2 separate regions of the Homo sapiens genome follow, and region 1 is linked to region 2. Evidence: chromatin contacts called from ENCODE Hi-C or POLR2A ChIA-PET data. All regions are on one chromosome and are shown on one strand. The core of a region is the stretch at or near the end of the contact, and the rest is flanking DNA. Distances in the headings are between cores, read along the strand shown. Region 1 overlaps PLXNC1 (plexin C1). Region 2 overlaps CEP83 (centrosomal protein 83).

The links. Hi-C counts contacts between places; a loop is a spot of excess contacts on that map. ChIA-PET counts read pairs that join two places held with the same protein, here RNA polymerase II (POLR2A). Pooled maps may share reads with other maps.
Region 1: a loop to region 2 is called in a pooled map, with 3 times the contacts of the local background. The contact joins two enhancer-like sites. A Hi-C loop is called at or near these places in 11 of 50 pooled maps. POLR2A ChIA-PET finds 5 or more read pairs at or near these places in 6 of 52 experiments (BJ, GM12878, activated CD4-positive, alpha-beta T cell and 2 more).

What each region holds. Positions count from the first base shown.
Region 1 is chr12:94,256,902-94,260,227 of GRCh38, forward strand. PLXNC1 (plexin C1) reads left to right here. Exons shown (of 31, transcript NM_005761.3): 18 at 2,436-2,474; 19 at 2,709-2,833. Among named protein-coding and RNA genes, the nearest start is that of PLXNC1-AS1, 82 kb to the left of the region's middle. Within about 2 kb of position 1,255, at least 2 of the 41 ENCODE cell types and tissues checked have a DNase peak (open chromatin) inside an H3K27ac peak, as active enhancers do; they include GM12878, where a contact is called at or near this core.
Region 2 is chr12:94,371,235-94,374,663 of GRCh38, forward strand. The region is part of intron 8 of CEP83 (centrosomal protein 83); the gene reads right to left. Among named protein-coding and RNA genes, the nearest start is that of CEP83, 87 kb to the right of the region's middle. Within about 2 kb of position 1,522, at least 2 of the 41 ENCODE cell types and tissues checked have a DNase peak (open chromatin) inside an H3K27ac peak, as active enhancers do; they include GM12878, where a contact is called at or near this core.

The sequences.
Region 1 (3,326 bases), core at 5-2,504, 110 kb before region 2:
GAGATAGTTGCAAAGGAGGCAAACTGATTTAACTCAGTGTTGTGTATAATCTTGAAAAACAACTGGGAAAGTCATAAAAATTGAAGTCAGAAGTTGTTTAAAGGAGAGAACCCAGGAAAAAACATGCATAAATTTGTCAGAACCCTTTCAAGAAGACCTAAGTCAAAACTGATTTTATAATAATTAAGAAAAGATAGAACAGGGAAACAGATCGTAAGAAGACAATGCCACTTAAATGCATTCCAGGCTGCAGATAAGTCCTGGTATTAATTAGGCTCTTTATGGATTGATCAGAAGCCGAATCCTCTAGGCCTGGAGGTTGGGGGCTGTGGGGGTAGGATTTGGGTGTTCAGCACCTACAAAAAAGCAACAGGCAAAATCCAGAGGAGATTGTAGGTTCTCAAAGGAGGCCAGGGTTCTTTGCTCTGCCTGTCGGTTTTGGCTTTTAAAGCCTTGCTTTTTATTTTATTGACTCTTCTTTGCTTTGCATAAAGTAGGAGAAGAAATAAGGGTAGGCAGAGGATCTAAGCTGAAGAAAAGGGAAATTTGAATGAAAGGAGGAAGCAGCCTTAAAACTCAGAGAGCCACGGGTCCAGGCGCGGTGGCTCAAGCCTGTAATCCCAGCACTTTGGGAGGCCGAGGCGGGTGGATCACTTGAGGTCAGGAGTTAGGGACCAGCCTGGCCAACATGGTGAAACCCCGTCTGTACTAAAAATACACAATTAGCCAGGCATGGTGGCGTGCACCTGTAATCCCAGCTACTCGGGAGGCTGAGGCAGAGAATTGCTTGAACCCGAGATCAAGACCATCCTGGCTAACACAGTGAAACCCCGTCTCTACTAAAAATACAAAAAAATTAGCCAGGCATGGTGGCGGGCGCCTGTAGTCCCAGCTACTCGGGAGGCTGAGGCAGGAGAATGGTGTGAACCTGGGAGGCGGAGCTTGCAGTGAGCCGAGATAGCGCCACACTGCACTCCAGCCTGGGCGACAGAGCGAGACTCTGTCTCAAAAAAAATAATAAATAAATAAAAAGAATTGCTTGAACCTGGGAGGCGGAGGTTGCAGTGAGCCGAGATCACGCCACTGCACTCCAGCCTGGGCGACAGAGGGAGATTCCGTCTCAAAAAAAAATAAAGAATTGCTTGAACCCGGGAGGCAGAGGTTGCCGTGAGCCGAGATCGCGCCACTGCACTCCTGCCCGGGCGACAGAGCAAGACTCCGTCTCAAAAAAACAAAACAAACAAAAAAACACACAGAGAGAACCAGGGCGGCACTTCCGTATTTACGATTAAGAATCAACCTGTTTCTCCTGTCTATTTACATGAAGTTGGTTCAGCAGAAAAATATTAAGAACCAGAAAATGCAAACCTAGGGTCTGGGGGTTTTTTTGGTTTGTTTTTTTGGGGCTTTTTTGCTTTTTACTAGGGGAGGATATGGCCAAAATAGTTTCAGGTCTTTTGCTTGGGCTTGCAGATTTGAAACTATGAAGCAAAATTCTCTACAGAAGAAATTTACTTCACAAGATATAAAATTAGCTCAAAGTTTCTATTATTATCAAAAAAGAAGAAAAACTTGAATGTTTTGAGTTTAGAGTCTCATTCTGTGGACTTAAAGTATTGCTTAACATACTTTTAAAGTTTAACCATTGATTTTTAATAAGATTGATGATACACTATAAACCCTTTTTATATTCCAGAGCTACCTAGCATTTAGAAACCAGTGGGGTGATAGCATTGTGGTCTAGTTTGCTATAAATTAGGAATAAAACCAGTAATGATAACTGACACAGGGCACTTACTCTGCACCCATTTTATTTTCACACTAAACCTCTGAGGTGGGAACCATTACTGTCCCCATTTCAGAGATGAGGCAAGTCAGACACAGAGAGGTTAGGTAACACATCCCACGTCATGTGACCAGTATGTGATTAAAACCAGGACTGGAACCCAAGTAGTTTGGTCCAGATTCTATGCTTTTAACTACCCCCTGTCTTTCAATATCATTGTGTATTGAAACAGTAGATGCTACTTAGGTAAGACTTGTAAAACTTAACAACGTAATTTAGTCTTTATCTTTAGAAGGTAAATTGCTTGAAGAGGGGTCTGATATTTGCATAATCTTCATCAATGACCCCTTCTTTAACTCTTAAATCACTTCTTCTAAAACGTGGGATGATACCTTCATCTACCAAACCTGGAACTAATGCCATGATAATTATTATTCTTAGAGGCTTTCGGAATTCAGTGGCGTTTCTTGAAAGCTGAATAATTATTTATTATGTATTAGAGAATACGCAGCCACCATAAACCCAGGGGCGCTTCAGATTAGCAAATAGTGTCTCTACTTTATTAAAACGGACTTGGGTATTATAACAAAAATACACTCTTCATTTCCTTTGGATGTTATGAATAATAAAAGTGTCTCCTTCCTCTCAGTCAGGTGGCTTCACCCACATCTTCACTGAAGATATGCATGTAAGTCTCTACGTTTTCATTTTTAGCCCAGTGACTGCCTGATGTTCATAGTGTTATCATCATCACTATCATCTCTATTATTATTACTTTGAATTTTTATTGTGGGTTTTTTTTGGATCATGAATTCAATATTGAATAATTCATTGTCTTGGAAAACCCATTGTGGGTCTACTTTCTAACTTTAAACTTATATATGATTTTGTATTATACTATATATTTTTTTCTTTTTATCAGAACAGAGACGCCAACGACAAGAATGAAAGTCTCACAGCTTTGGATGCCCTAATCTGTAATAAAAGCTTTCTTGTTACTGTCATCCACACCCTTGAAAAGCAGAAGAACTTTTCTGTGAAGGACAGGTATTAGTCCATTCTTTGATGTTTTAAAAGCCTTTAAGAAAAAATCAGGCCGGGCATGGTGGCTCATGGCTGTAATCCCAGCATTTTGGGAGGCCAAGGCAGGCAATCACTTGAGGCCAGGAGTTCAAGACCAGCCTGACCAACACAGCAAAACCTTGTCTCTACAAAAAAAAAAAAAAAGAGAGAGAAATCAAACCTGAGTCCCATATTTTATTTCCAAACCACTATCTGAACTTGGTATCTTGAGAACATGCACTTTTCCAAAGGCTATTTGATTGGGAGTTTATGCAGCCTTCTCTCCATTTTAGATCATACCACCCCAACACAATTTTTTTGTTGTTGTTGTTGGAGTCTCACTCTGTGGCCCAGGCTGAAGTGTGTGATCATAGGTCACTGCAGCCTCATCCTCCTGGGCTCAAGCTACCCTCCTGCCTCAGCCTCCCCAAGTAGCTGGAACTACAGGTGCATGCCACCACACCCAGCTAATGTTTTG
Region 2 (3,429 bases), core at 272-2,771:
ACTAATGCGAATCTGTTGGCTTAAGAAACTGAAGGTAAATAAATCAATTAAGAGGCAAGAAATGAATAAACGGAGGGGGGAAGGAAGAATCAATTGAATCTGGTGACAAAATAGTGTAATGTGTATAGACTGTGTCTGTGTGCGCATGTGCACAAGTATTAGGTAGGGGATTGGGGGCAGGAACAAGTATAAATCATATAAATTCATTTTCCATAGCCCTTCTCTTTGGTAAGGAGCTTCTAAAATTAGATATAGTCATATAATAAGGATTTAATCAATACAAACACAAAGGTTAGATTAACCCATTTTCTGATATATTATCCAAATATATAAAAGTATGGAATCAGAGTAGGAAACTACAAATACATACACATCAAATACAGAAAATGTGAGATGGCAGAAACAGGAAAATAAAAGACAATTTACTTAAGAGTCCAATAAAACCCCATAAATACTGGAGTTGGGAGTCAGACACAAATCAAAAAAAGGTCCTAGAGCCAAAGAGGGCAAGGATAAGAAATAGAAGTGTCTTATTGGAAGATATTCCATCAACAAAAGGTCCTGAAAACGTTTCAAGGAATAGTTTCATGCAAAATCCTCATCCAAAGGAAATAAACAGAAAAGTGAGTACTGCCTTATGTACTGGTAACTACAATAAGACATCCCTCCAAATTAACTCGTAGATTTTTAAATGACCGTACATAAAATGGTGACCCTGTGCTGACATCAGTTTTGCATTTTTATTTATTTATTTTCTGAGACAGAGTCTCGCTCTGTCGCCCAGGCTGGAGTACAGTGGCTTAATCTCAGCTTACTGCAACCTCTGTCTCCTGGGTTCAAGCAAATTCTCTGCCTCAGCCTCCTGAGTAGCTAGGATTACAGGCATGCACCACCACACCTGGCTAAATTTTGTATTTTTAGTAGAGATGGGGTTTCACCATCTTGGCCAGGCTGGTCTTGAACTCCTGACCTCGTGATCCATCCGCCTCGGCCTTCCAAAGTGCTGGGATTACAGGCGTTAAGCCACCACACCTGGCCTGTGGTTTTAATTTCCTTTTGGAAGTTATTTTCTATAAAAGCAAGTTTTATAAAATGATGTTTACATGACAACAGCTGATAATTTGTTTTAATACTTAAACTTTCTGTAGATTGGATTTTACTACATTATAATTTCATGGACAGATAGAATTTAAATTATAAATACTTTAAAATTTTGAAGAAATATGATTACAAAGAAAATCCAATCACTATGACAAATGTAATTATAACCTGCTATTATATACTAACTGTAAAAGGTTAAGAATGACACAGCATTTCATTAACAAACATACTATAGCTGCATGAGGTGGAAAATTAGAGCCATCTTATTTCATAGGAAGTTGATTCATCTCATGGTAAAAGATCTACAAAAACTTATTTCTTATTCATTTCACCCTGAAATTTACTGAAATGAGACGACATTTTTAACTAAACTACAATTATTGAAACTGAAAGAACACCGAATAGGAAGTCAAGCAACAAGTGAGGTCTGTCTTCAGGCCTACTTTTGCTGTTAAACCAGTGGTATATGCTCAAGCAATTTACCTGTCCTCTCTGCATTCAAATGTACTCATTTATGGATCTAAAGTTTTTCTTTATTGCCTTATTTCTATTATCCTAACATCACTGATGCATCACTTATATGAACACTGTTAATTTCCTAAAAATATACTAAAAGGAATTTTACTTAACGTATGAAAATGTATTACCCAGTAATGACAAATAATAGCACTTTTCTATGAGTAATCTGAACCAAATTCCAAATGTTACAGTAAAGTTTCTTTCTGCCCCTAGATCCTTGGTTCTTAATCTTCTTTGTGATCAAGTCCCAAATCCTAGGAAAATTAGGGATTTTTTTTTTAAATAAAATGCTCATGTTAAAATGTTGCATAAAATTTCAAGCAATTCATGGTCTCCTAAAGCTCCACTGGACCAAGTCACCCTGTTCTTCACAGAATGTTTGCCATATAGATTCTGGCCTTTATGTTGTGAATTTGCTTTATGTTTTGACACAATGGAAGTATTCAGATATTACTAACAAAACTTTAATAAATGTCAAAACTGGCAAAACTGGGCATTTTACAGGGGGTCAGTATCTGTTAAAGTACACATACTCACAGAAAGACACACAAGAGCACAGCATAAATAAGCAAGAAATGGAAATATAATTGACAATATGTATTACCTAAGAAGCTCTGGATACAGATTCCAAAGAGATGGTACTTAAATCTTGATCTTTTTCAAAGTTCTGAGATGTAATTACCCAATTAATTTAGGTAAATAAGGACAACTCTGTTGGGTGGCTTTCTTAAAACTACCTTTTATTGGCATTCTGAAAATGAAAAACCTTATGAGGGAACTAGAAGAATTTACCTCACTGAATGTGAAATCTCTTTAAGGTCATCATTTTCAGGCCATCTTTGGTAATACCTTTTAATCCAAGACACTGATACTCACACTGACATAACTTTGTTCTAAAATCTGACAAACATTTATGAATTTGAGTAACTAAGACAAACACACCCCAGGTGTTCCTTTGCACTGCAAACAACCATTTGCTAGAATTGCAAAATGTTGATGAAAACTTCAAGTTGCAAAGAAAACTGTGGCAGTCATGTTTGAAATATTATTTTAAAATCTACCCTTCCAATGGAATCTTTACATACAAGACTTCAAATGAAACTTGGTTTGTTTAAAGTTGAAGGATGGTATTTAATACTCCATTTATATGCAAAATAAGGCAAGTGTGCCTTTAAAAAGACAGGCAACTCTTAGCAATGTGTATTAATAAACAAGCACAGAGAAATAAATACTATACTAGATTGCTGTTCTTTCTTCAGCGGAGTAGGAGAAATCACCTAGGCTCTAACTCTAAGAGGAAAGAGCAATAGGGAAGAGTATATATATATGGAAAAAAAGAAGAAAAATCAGGGTCAGCACACAGGTGAGCTAGGGAGCTCAGGTAAAATGTACTGCATGAAAAGTATTATACTTGGTGGCCCCCCCAAGAGAGAAGCCACAGCAGAAGCCAGCACATCCCATGTCCTATTGCGACATCTGTGGTTCCAATTATTCCAGCAGTGTAGTCTGGCTACTCAGGTCAAGAACAATGTGCTGCAAATACTACGTACTCAATATTATTTCACAAAATTGAAAATAATTTATACTGGAATTGGAAGAAAAGCATGGAAACTCCCCATATCCTGAATTTACTTGTGTTTTGTATCTATTTTTTTGTATACTCTATAGTTATAAGCTTTCAATGTGTATCTGTTGAATATATAATCTACTTACAGTTAATCAGGAGGCAATCAAATTATTTCCTAGTAGTTCTTACACAGTCTTAGTAGGCTGGAAGGGTTCTTACAGATATAAGGAAATTGGATCCTA